Linked DNA regions of Homo sapiens: region 1 is linked to region 2. A link is a contact called in ENCODE Hi-C or POLR2A ChIA-PET data. All regions are on one chromosome and are shown on one strand. Each heading gives the region's core, a stretch centred on a gene start or an enhancer-like site at or near the end of the contact. The rest is flanking DNA. Distances are from core to core; before and after follow the strand shown. Region 1 overlaps OSBPL9 (oxysterol binding protein like 9). Region 2 overlaps EPS15 (epidermal growth factor receptor pathway substrate 15).

What was found. Hi-C counts contacts between places; a loop is a spot of excess contacts on that map. ChIA-PET counts read pairs that join two places held with the same protein, here RNA polymerase II (POLR2A). Pooled maps may share reads with other maps.
Region 1: a pooled map shows a loop between it and region 2 (1.8-fold over the local background). The contact joins two enhancer-like sites. A Hi-C loop is called at or near these places in 4 of 37 single-sample maps with no recorded cell type and 5 of 50 pooled maps. POLR2A ChIA-PET finds 5 or more read pairs at or near these places in 3 of 52 experiments (GM12878, T-cell and naive thymus-derived CD8-positive, alpha-beta T cell).

Annotation. Positions count from the first base shown.
Region 1 is chr1:51,731,701-51,738,192 of GRCh38, reverse strand. All of the region lies in intron 4 of OSBPL9 (oxysterol binding protein like 9), which reads right to left. Among named protein-coding and RNA genes, the nearest start is that of MIR761, 100 kb to the left of the region's middle. Within about 2 kb of position 1,297, at least 5 of the 41 ENCODE cell types and tissues checked have a DNase peak (open chromatin) inside an H3K27ac peak, as active enhancers do.
Region 2 is chr1:51,430,165-51,436,522 of GRCh38, reverse strand. All of the region lies in intron 12 of EPS15 (epidermal growth factor receptor pathway substrate 15), which reads left to right. Among named protein-coding and RNA genes, the nearest start is that of EPS15-AS1, 85 kb to the left of the region's middle. Within about 2 kb of position 2,727, at least 3 of the 41 ENCODE cell types and tissues checked have a DNase peak (open chromatin) inside an H3K27ac peak, as active enhancers do.

The sequences.
Region 1 (6,492 bases), core at 48-2,547, 300 kb before region 2:
CATAAAGTGATTTGGTTACTTATACAACTAAACAATAAAGGTCTGGAATTCGTACCATTTTTCTCTATTTAAATCACTGACAGCTTGTCTTTCCCAGACACTCCCAATTTATTCAACAAACCCATATAAGAAGTTACTAAACTAACCAAAACAAACAAAAAACTTAAGTCTGTAAATAGGATGACTGTATATTTTAGTTTGCCTGGATGGTCAGTTTATGCCTGGTTGTCTCAGCAAAGTTATTATTAGCAGCCTCCTTCACTCTCAAGTATCCCAGTTTAGGCAATAAATTACATGGTCACCCTCTCTATATAGGATATAGCTAGGATTTTTAAGACACAAATGTTATGAAAGGCATATAAAATTGCCTCAGATGATTCAGAATCCAGCAAATTGCCTTTTTAAAAAACTACAAAACCTAAAATGAAATGAGTTTACAGGTTCTGAATGCAGAAAGCAAGCTACAGAAATAAAAGACACTGGAATTCAATGCAGTTAATATTAACTGAGTGCTTACCTTATGCTAGATAAGTACACACATGAATAATACTCAAGTTGCAGTTTTATGTAATTTTACTTACGCACTAGAAGTTTCATTTTAAAAAATGTACACACACACACACACACACACACACACACACACACACCCCTGAAATATAACACATGAAACAAAAGAAACAAAACACCTGCAGTTACCCCTAGGGAATGGGACTGAGGAATGAGGGCATGTGAGACAGTGACTCTGAGTTTTTATTTTACACATTCATGTTGTTTAATTTTTTAAAATAAATATGCATTTATTTTATAATTTACATTCAAAAGCTTTAGGTAAAAATGTTCAGAAGCTACAGGTTATGAACATTTTTAGAAAATTTTATAACCATTTTAGCATGCAAGGTCATAAGCATTATTCTTTTGAAATTGTCTATAAAATTATAAAATGTTTTCCAGGAGTAAATCTGGCAAATGCTAAAGCTGCTCAGATACACCTTTCCAAGCAAAAAAGTAGGATAGCAAATTTATAATATCATTTAAAGGTAAAGCACGCACTAGCAAAAAGCACTTAAAACTTCGTAATCACTATACTGGAATAAATAAAATAATGAAAAGTGGCCAATATAACCAAGCAAAATGGCAAAGTTTTTTTTTTCCACCTCCTTCCTGCCAACAACATGATCATGACTCAACATCCAAGAAAGCAATCTCTTAAAGAAGAAAACACCTACTACAGCACACCACCTAACAAAAGCACTGTTGGACTATGTAGTGCTGGCAATCAGCCAACACTTTTCTTCTGAGATACTTTAGTTGGTTAGGCTACTTGCAGTATCTTTCTTAGAAGTCATGGAGTAAATCATTCCAGGATCTAAATAAACTCTGAGAGGTTTACTAGTACAGGATGAAAGAAAAATATTCTTCCATTCCCCAACCTCAGATTAAGAGCATTTTGGAAAGCCTATCTGGAGTCTACTTTTAAGGATCCATCAAAAATGAGTAAATTTCCTGGAAATGTGTTCTACAAATAACTAGGAAAAATTAACATTAAATACGTGAATCCTTAAACTGAGTACTTTAGTAGTTAGTTCAGGTTCTGAAATAACTGCAAAATTCTTATAGCCTAATACTTCTTGAAAATTTGATTATGAAATGTTTTCAAAAACAAAACCTGATATATTAATCTAACAAGACTGAATCTCTACAGCAGAATATAACAAATTGACAAATTAACACTCAAGGTGATAGCTAGTCAGGACTAACAGATAGATGATCAGTCACAGGCAAACAAAATAAAACAACGACCCTGACTTGAATAGACTCAACAATTGTTCTGACATTTATCTCTTAGAAATTATATATGCCAAAGCTGTCTTCGTATATCTAATTTTAGCTGCCAATGAGTACCAGAAGAAAACAGATTCGGTTTTCGCTAAAGTTGTTAAAAAGTGCATACAAAATTACTGATTTAGTTTAATTGTCAGAATCTATCAAGATGATATAAAATACAAGCCAATGAAAACAGGACTTCGTTTTATTCTCTACTATCTCCACCGGGCTAGTGTTTGGTTTGTAGCAAGTCCTCAATAAAAATTTTGTAAATGAATTAAGGAATTCTGCAATGTGCCCACCTGTTAACATTTAAACACAAAAAGTAATCAAGGAACTAGTTCTTGCAGATTATAAATCAGAATATTCGTGGAAAAATCATAAATAACTCATAGAGTTATTTTAAGGGATTTATTATATTAGTTGGTTGCTGTAATGTATGGCTGCTGAATTTTTCCAAGGCTAAACGTTTTTAAGAAGAAAGAGAAACTAACTAGGAGAAAAACACATTGAAATAAATGGTAGTAAAACAAGAAACAAGATGAGGCAATGACAATCTTCTTGTCTCTCTAAAAACTCGTTATCTCACACTAAATCTTATCCTGAGCACATTTTTACACATACTATGCTGGACCTTAGAATTCAGTGTTACAATAATTACTTATTCACTGAGCATCTCTTATGACTATGGCCCTGTGCCGGATCCTTTGGGGATGCCAAGATGAAGCAGACACAGATCTAAAAGAGTTTCATTCTATTAGAGGGAATATATATCTGTCTACAAATAATTGATTCAAGCATGGTAAAATGTTATCAGAAAAGCACGAAGAAATTCAAAGGAGAAAGTTATAAGGACGAGAAAGCTTTCACAGAGGATGCAATTTAGAGTGTAGGATTTGGACAGAAATGGGAGGGGTAAAGCAGTACTCCACCGGGCTAGTGGGCCCTGGCAGGAAACAGCATAATCAGATACAATGTTTGAACTTTTCTTTAATCAAGTGACTACAGTACCCACAGAAGTGAGAGTAGGGCTAAGAAAACTAACAAGAGATGCTGAGGTACTCAGGAATTAAGAGCTGCAAGTAGCCTGAAGGGGCAAGGAAACAAACAAGGTTCCCACCGGCCAGTGGACATGGACGGCTGTAAAACAGTCACTGCCAGAATTGCCTCAAAGCATGGAAGGAGCAGAAGGAACAAATACTCCAAAGGCCTTTTTTCCCTTCCATTTTCTGTCACTGCTTCCCATTTGCTAAACCCCAACCAGAAGCCAAGGGATAAAGGATCCCAGATGCTGAAAGCTGTAAAAGTCAGCCTCCTAGAGCACGGAAGAGAGAAGGCCAGAGAACAAATCTGCAAGAAAATGGAGAATAACCAGAAAAGGCATATTCCCAAACTGAGGAGCTGAGAAGCACAAGGAGGCCAACTGAGGAACAATATTCTGTTACAGAAGAATGTATATTTTTTGGATCTGGATGCTGAATCTCAAGGAAACCAAAATTAGTGGCTAAAAATGGGAATAAGTACTAGGGTTTGGGGGGGAAAGGCGACCAAGGGGTGGAGACTACCAGGGCAGCACCCTGAGTCTCTCTGGAGAAAATAAAAGAGCAAGAGTCATCTAGGCTCTGGCCCTAGTCATTTACTCTCTAGCTATGTGGCCATGGGCAAGTCGTTTAGCTGCTTTGAGACTGATTTCTCCACAATAATAAAAATTTTTAAAAAGGTAGAAATGGAATTAGAATTTGAAAATTCTCTCCAGCTCTAGGATTGTGTGATGCCAATACTTCCAGGTAAACAACTAGGTTCACCAGGAGGATAAATTCCTAACCATATTGGAAAACCTGGGGCCCGTGTATTCACCTTAATAAAAATTAATTTCATTTAAATAAACACAGTAAGAATTTACAGGTTCCAACTGCAGCCAAGTCCTCCACGGTATGACAAAATATGTCAAAACACAAGCAAACTCTGTCATTTAGTGTAACCTTGAAACTGAGTGAGAAAGACTAACACAACCAGATTTTAAAACATGCTCTGGAATGCAGAGAATGCAAAGAAACAACGGAGTAAGCAGAATAACTTAATTGAAGTGGCACATTTTGGGAAAAACGAGTTGTTCAGTCAATACAGCAAAGAAGCCAAGTTCCTAAAGGTGTCTCCAGAAATAAATGAACTCCAATATGGCAGGAACTACAGTTCTCTTCTCTCTCTCCTGCGTGCGCACATGTATACACACACATACAGAGCAACCAAACCATTCATTCATGACACATATATTTATTTAATGTCTATTATGGCCAGGTACTATCATCATCTTCAAAGGATGTCTTTAAGGACAATAGAGATAATATTAATAGCAAATATAATTAAGCATTACCTAATCATCTGGAATGAGCTCAAATTTCACCTTTAAAGCAGTTTCCCTGACATTCTAGCTAGCCTACATGCTTTTTCCTATGATACTAACAATACTCCAGAACCAATTAGTACTCGTACTACTATTAGTATTATTTTAATCATGTTAGAGGTCCTATAGATTGGGTAGGGGAAGGTGGGGAGTCCTGGAAGTCTGCCCACTTTTTTTTTTGTTTGTTTTTGAGACAGAGTCTCGCTCTGTCACCCAGGCTGGGGTGCAATGGTGTGACCTCGGCTCACTGCAACCTCCTCCTCCCAGGTTCAAGCAATTCTCCTGCCTCAGCCCCCCAAGTGGCTGGGCTTACAGATGCCCACCACCACACCCAGCTAATTTTTGTACGTTTATTAGAGATGAGGTTTTACCATGTTGGCCAGGCTGCTCTCCAACTCCTGACCTCAGGTGATCTGCCAGCCTGGGCCTCCCAAAGTGCTAGGATTACAGCGTGAGCCACCGCACCCGGCCCTGCTCACCATTTTTAGCACTGTTTCTAAACATTTTTCCAATCCCCCGTTTCTCATGTCTGGTAGCAACCAGGGAGCTTGGTGACCTAGGAAGCATTTTTAACTCACAGGGAAAAACCTAACTCCAGTAAAACTGAGTCAAAGGTTTACACACTTAAGCTATTATCGTCACATATTTTGATCACTTAAGCACTTACTGAACACCTACTATGTGCCATGCACTAAACTAGGGACAAAGGCCCCGGGGATACAAAGATGAGTGAGAACCCCAGATCTCTAGGAAATCAGGGTTTAATGCAAGAATCACATATGTTTAAAAATTTACAATACAACTTAGTGAAGGCTGTGATATGGAGATATGAGCAAAGTGCTGTAGTAGCACACACAAGAGTAACAAACTCACCCTGCCTGAAGGAAGGCATCATAGAAAAGGTTAACACAGGAGCTGTATGCTAAGGAAGAACTGGAGGCTTACCACTTGAGATACAGTGGGGTAATCTAAGCAAGAAGGAAAGGCTGTGAAAAGACAAATAACTGTGAGAGGCTATGGCATGTTCTCAATGAGAAACAGTTCACAGTGGATGCCGTGGGTAAAGCACCTGGAGCTGAGTCTGGACTCAGAGATAAATCAGGACCAGAATATGAAGAAGGGCCTCCAGGACATGCTGGGCAGCTGGACTCTGGCAAGGAGGAGCCAAAACACATTCTTAACTATAAGAGCGGCAACCCATTCCAAATTTGTTTTTGGATAAAAAGGATGGGGTAAGGGGAGTCCAGTGACAGACTAGTCAGAAAGCCTTGCAAAAGTCTAGGTGAGAGACCATGATGGCCTGAATTAAAGCATTATCATCTAGAAAAAAGTGACGAATCTGAAAAATATTACTAAGGCAAACATAACAGGACCTGGTGACTGGAGATGGAAAATAAGGAAGATGGAAAGTAGCTTTAAATGCCTGTGTGTGGTAGAACTTCATTAAAATATTTAAGGAGGAATACGTGGCTTAATTACATTGTCAGTATAAGAACTATTCTTTCAAGCTTAACAATCTTTGTTTAAACCTTTACTGAAAAGCTTCCTAAATATAATTTTCTAAGTATACTACAGTAATCACAAAGTCTTTTTTCTATATAAGAATCATCATAAATATCTGTTTTCGCTCTACAGTATAAAGTTTAGCTACAGATAGAACTCAACATACCCCAGGGGACATCCTAGAATTTGCTTCTCTGAACAAAAGCCTGATTATCAGATTTTCTTGTCATCGTCCCCTTTCTTAATCAACAGCGTGCAAACCATGTGAGTGCCTGACTTTCCAACCAGCAGAACATGGTGCTAACAAAATAATGCTCTTTCCTGGCTGAACCAAACTTACAGTTAAATTCCCTACTAATCTTAATATCAACAGAGATTGAAGTGGGGATGGCTGAGCGTACAAAATATAATAATCTTTTCACATTAAAAAACATTTGAAAAATTTCACATTAAAAATATCATAGAACTTTAGAAATACCAAAATGAACGTGACCAGTAGACAGCCTTTGCATCCTCGTATTTACTGAAGGGCACTTCCAAATTCATCGTCATCTCTGTCAAAGCCAAACTCAGGGCACTTTGTAAACAGATGAAACTTGTCTGTTGTCTTTCTTGTTTCTCACTTAAGCTCTCAAATCAGACTACAAATCTGTTTTTTTCTTTAAGAGTTTTTTTTTTTTTTTTTTGAGACAGACTCTTGCTCTGTCGCCAGGCTGGAGTGCAGTGGCACGATCTCGGCTCACTGTAAGCTCCCCCTCCAG
Region 2 (6,358 bases), core at 1,478-3,977:
TCTCCCACTAGATTATGTGCTTCTTAAACACGGGCTGCTTGTATCCCTAGTGTTTAGCTCATAATAGATGAGAAAATAATTTTTTCAATATTGTTGAAATCTGTCTTCTCTGTTTTCTATGTTTCCTTCTTAGTTTTAGCCTTTGTCTTTTATCTGGATCATGGCTGTAACCTCCTCATTGGCTCTCTGCTTTGAGCCTTTTCCTCCTTTGGACCATCCTACTTCCAACTGATATATAAAATACAACTCAGATCCCTCAGTGACTTCCCATCTCCAACTGAATCCAGTTCACTTCTTTGAACATGGTGTAAAGGCTCTTCCTTCATGGTGTTCTCTTGGCATTCTGACCGTTCTGTCTTAGCCACCTCTCACAGTATGCTGCCCTGTGGTACTAAAAAGCTATTTGAGAACAGATACAGTGTGTTTGCTCTTTGTACTCTGAGTGTTCAGTACAGTACTCGAATCTACTATTTCAGCTTTGTTCCCTTTCTCCAGTCGTATGATAGATGGGTTTATTACCTCTTACTTCAACATACCACCACTTTTATTCTTCTATGCCTCTGATCCTACTGTTCGCCTTTGCCTGGAGCATACCTTTTACCTTATAAAGTTTTGTTCATGTTCAAGACCCGTCTTAAATATTGTCTCTTCTGTCAAGCCTTCCATGAAATCTTCAGATTACTTTTCTTTCCTCTTCTTCCAGAGGCTTTATTCGTTTATTGTAGTATTTCTACTGTTTAACTATAGTAATTTATATTGCTTTTTTGGTAAATTTTTAATTCCTAAGGGCAAGAGCTATGTCTTGTTCATTTTGATAGGCCTAGAAATTAACACACACATTACTTAACACCGAGGAATAGGCTAGTTGGTTGAATGAATGACGCAAAGTATGTTATAAATATTAGAATATTTCCAAGACTTACTTCCTGCAAAGTTTATGGCAGAATAGAAGCCATGTGTTAAATGTTGAACTAAGGCAAAGACCTTCTGAATAATAGCTTATTTTGAAGACTATAGGAAAGGATTTTAGGCCGGACACAGTGGCTCACACCTGTAATCCCAGCACTTTGGGAGGCTGCAGCGTGTGGATCACCTGAGGTCAGGAGTTTGAGACCAGCTTGGCCAACATGGCGAAACCTCATCTGTACTAAAAATACAAAAATTAGCCAGGCGTGGTGGCGCATGCCTATAATCCCAGCTACTCAGGAGGCTGAGACACGAGAATCGCTTGAACCTGGGTGGCAGAAGTTGCAGTGAGCCGAGATCACTCACAGCCGAGATCACTCCAGCTTAGGCAACAGAGTGAGACTCAGTCTCAAAAAAAGAAAAAAGAAAAAAGAAAAAGAAAAGGATTTTATATATAAAAGGTTTTTGAATCCTCACAGGAACATTAAGGTTAGTGGGCTGATTTTTTTTTTTAAATATTCTGCAGACTTAGTTTTTCTTTTTTTTCACATGTTTAAAAATTGTGATAAAATACACATAACATAGTAATTTATCATCTTAACCATTTTTAAACATACAATTCAGTGGTATGAAATATATTCACATGGCCAGGCACAGTGGCTCATGCCTGTAATCCCAGCACTTTGGGAGGCTGAGATGGGTGAATCACCTCAGGTCAGGAGTTCGAGACCAGCCTGCCCAACATGATGAAACTCCGTCTCTACTAAAAATACAAAAATTAGCTGGGCATGGTGGCAGGTGCCTGGAATCCCAGTTACTCAGGAGGCTGAGGCAGCAGAATCGCTTGAACCCGGGAGGTGGAGGTTACGGTGAGCCGAGATTACGCCACTGCACTCCAGCCTGGGAGACAAGTGCGAGACTCCGTCTCAAAAAAAGAAAAAGAAATATATTCACAGTGTTGTGCAACCATCATCACCATTCATTTCCAAGACTTTTCATCTTACAAAACTGAAACCCCATACCCATTAAACAATAACTCCCCATACTCTACTCCCTCCCATTTTCCCCGCCCTTCCTCATAGCAGCCACCATTCTATTATACTTTCTATCTCTATGATTTTGACTACTGTAACTATCTCATATAAGCAGAATCGTGAGATATTTGTCTTTTTATGACTATCTTATTTCACTCAGCATAATATCCTCAGGGTTCTTCTGTGTTGTGGCATATGTCAGAATTTCCTTCCTTTTTCAGGCTGAATAATAATTCCATTGTACTTACATACCACATTTGTTTACCTGTTCATCTATTGATGGACATTTGGGTTGTTTCCACATTTTAGCTATTATGAATAACGCTGCTATGAACATGAACATACAAATACCATTTCAAGACCCTGCTGTCAGTTCTTTGGAGTATATTTGCAAAAGTGGAATTGCTGAATCATGGTAATTGCAGACCTGTTTTTGTGTCAAGGATTTCCTTTGAAAATCTGATGAAGACTGTTATACCCTGCCCACAGAAAAAAAGAACATGTATATCTGTGATACTATTTTGTATTTATTTCAGGAGTTCCCAGACACTTAAAAACTATCTGTGGACCCATTCTTGAGAGCTGTTGCTGTGACAGTAAAATGCCTCAGTTAGAGAAGTTCTTGGCAGTGGAAAAGATGAAACTACTAAGAGAGTGCTTCAGTCACTTGGATAATGTGGTAGTGGTAAATTATGCTGAGGCAGGAGTTAATATTTTGTCATCTACTAGCTTCCATTTCCTTCCTGTCTCTGTCCTTTTAGCAAGAACATCAGGAAGTTAAAGCCACATCCTGTCAGGCCTGTTTGTTATCCTGGTCTTGGGCCAGTAAACAGGATAGATAATTAGAATAATAGTTATCAGGCATTGTACTGTGCCTTCTTTATGTAAGTTCACTTGCTGAGCTCTTGTAACATCCCTGAAGGGTAATAACTTTATTTCAGTTTTTCAGATGAAGAAATGAACTAGTCTTCATTTCCACGAAGTTTTCCCTGATTATCTACCTCAGCTCAGAGAGCACTCAATTTCCTTCTCTCCCAGTAGATTCTCGACTCTGTGTGATGGCACAGGCCAACTCTTACTTCTAATGAGGCAATATAGTGTAGTATTTCAGAGCATGGGCTTTTTAACCAGATTTCCAGATTGCCTGACATGACCTGGATATACTTAACTATCTGTACCTCAGTTTATTTATCTGTAAAATGGAAATATGAATAACCATGTACAATGCTTAACGCAATGCTTGGAACATAGTAAGTTCTCAATACATGTTAGTATTTATCATCATCATCCCCAACACCGAGTTCAGCACTTAGAGTACAGGATTTACTCAATAGCTGTTCACTAAATATTGGTTGGAGTAGCTGAATGAACTTTCTTTCTCTAGTTGAAGAGTGAATGGAACTATGTAGCCAGGTAGCCAGATTCTGTGTTCCTAAATATATAGACCTCTACTTCAGTCATATTCAAGAACCGATTTTTTAAAATTTCTAAATCCTAGCATATGGTTCAAATTTTTAAAAATTCTATGTTTTTGTTTTAGTTCAGTTCAAATATCATTAGAAACCATTATGTCTGGAGAGTTCATTGCTTATATTATCAAATCTGGAGCTCTTTTGCTTATGATCCAACTTGATGTGTTTGTGACCCTCTAAAGATCTGTGACACTGACACTAAAAGGTCTCTTTTGTGACTCTGCCTTAAGAATGGTATTACTGGTTAAATAATTGAAGCTCTAGGTTGCGGTGTGCATTTCTTTGATAGTAAGGAGGCAGCCTAATTCATTTTCACATAAAGTGTATAGATCATCATTAAAACCTCTGTTTTGGGAGACTCTCCTTACTTGAAAACCTCCTTGCTAAAGTCTGAACCTGTGCTGTCCAGTATAGTAGCCACTAGCTGTGTGGTGATTGAGCACTTGAAATATGGCTAGTCCAATTTAAGATGTGTTGTTAGTATAAAATATACTGGATTTCAAAGATTTAGAATGAAAAAAAATGTAAAATATCTTAGTATTTTTCATCTTTATTACATTTTGAAATATTACATTAAAATAAATTTCACTCATTTCTTTTTATTTTTTAATGTGTGCCTGTTAGATCATTTAAAAATTACTTAGGCTGGGCATGGTGGCTCACATCTGTAATCCCAGGACTTTGGGAGGCCAAGGCAAGAGAATTGCTGAGGCCAGGAGTTGAGATCACCCTGGGCAACAAAGCAAGTCTCTATTAAATATATACATACATACATACATACATACATACATACATACATACATACATACATAATCTATGTGGCTTCTTTGTACCTGTTCTGAGTTAGAATTATTATACATTTCATTTGCTTGTACTGTTTTGTGGCTCTGGTAGCTTACTAAGGGACACTTACCTCTTTTAATACAGCAATAATTATTGAGATGTATTATAGTCTGTCTTTGGAAAGCAAAAGCATCTACCAAGAAATTTCAACTCCTGGAGGATTTAAGAGTCACAGTCTCTGCCGACATACTGGAGGCCTGATTGCCATCACTCCAGGTGCTTTATTACAGCTTTCAAAAAGCCAGTAAATGTATTTTTATACTAGTAAACAATGTAATGGTAATAATAATAATAGCTGAAATTTATTTAGCACTTAACTACATGCCAGGCATTGCTCTGGAGTCTTTCTAGATGTAACATAAATTAATCCTGCCCATCAACTTTATTATCCCTATTTTGTAATTCAGAAAGTTAAGGTTTCGTTTTATATTTCTTTTCTGTTAGTTTCTTTTAATCTCATTTTGTCCTGCCAGATAAGTAGAATAAATTATTATGGATTTGCAAAATAAATTTATATTTCTGGCCAGGCGCGGTAACTCACGCCTGTAATCCCAGCACTTTGGGAGGCCGAGGTGGGAGGATCACCTGAGGGTCAGGAGTTTGAAACCAGCCTGGCCAATAAGGTGAAACCCCGTCTCTAGTAAAAATACAAAAATTAGTCGGGCGTGGTGGTGCACACCTGTAATCCCAGCTTCTCTGAAGGCCGAGACAGGAGAACTGCTTGAACCCGGGAGGCAGAGGTTGTAGTGAGCCAAGATTGCCCCACTGCATTCTCGCCTGGGTGACAGAGTGAGACTCTGTCTCCAAAAAAAAAAAGAAAAGAAATTATTTCACCTTTGTAAAATGAACCATCTGATTTTGGGACCTGCCACTAAGGGGGTGTGCTTTGTCATATAAGCCACACCCCAAAGTTTGTATTTTTTCTGATTCTACTTAGGCTCTCTTTTCAGTTACTTACACCCATAAATATATTCTCTTATTTTTAAAAATAAAACCCATTAAAAACAGCCAGTCTCTCAGAACTAAGTAAGAACATTAGTTATTCCCATAGTACCATCATACTTTCACAGAATTTATCTTTAATTTTTATAATTAATGGCTACTAATTTTCCCCAGCAAACTATAAATAGAGGCCCAACTACAATCTTGTTTGGAATATAGTAGACATTTAATAAATATTTGTTGAAAGAATGAAATTGTATCACATAAAGATTATATAATTAAGGCAAGTTTTATTTTTGTGTGTGTGTGTGTGTGTGTGTGTGTGTGTGTGTGTGTGTGTGTGTGTGTATGTAAGTAATGTATTTTTCAGATAGGGTCAGGCTCTGCTGCCCAGGCTGGAGAGCAGTGGCGTGATCATGGGTCACTTTAGCCTTGACCTCCCAGGCTTAAGCAGTCCTCCCACCTTAGCCTCCTGAGTAGCTGGGACTACAGGCATGTGCCATCATGCCCAGCTAATTAAAAAAAAAAATTTTATAGAGATGTGGGTGTCACTATGTTGCCCAGCATGGTCTCAAACTCTTGGCTCAAGTGGTCCTCCCACTTCAGCCTCCCAAAGTGTTCAGATTACAGTTGTGAACCACTGTGCCTGGCAAAGGAACTTTTAATTTAAAACTTATGGTAAGAATAAATGTCTTTGTTCTCAAACTTTAACCTAAGCTTTTGTGAACTACGAATTCTTGATTTTTTTTTTTTTTTTTGAGACGAAGTCTTGCTCTGTCACCCAGGCAGGAGTGCAGTGACACGATCTTGGCTCACTGCAGCCTCCATCTTTCAGGTTCAAGTGATTCTCCTGCCTCAGCCTCTCAGGTAGCTGGGATTAAGGCATGCACCACCGCACCCGGCTAATTTTTGTATTTTTAGTAGAGATGGGGTTTCAGCGAGTTGGCCAGGCTTGTCTCGAACTCCTGACCTCCAGTGATCTGCCCACCTCGGCCTCCCAAAGTGCTGGGATTAAAAACATGAGCCACTGCACCCGGCCATGAACTCTGAATTCTTAGAATGAAAGGTCATGTAACTTTCAAATTGTTTAAATTAAAAACGAAGACTTTCTCATCAGCTTTCTATAGTTATTACTGTAATCTAGCTCAAGGCTTCTGACAG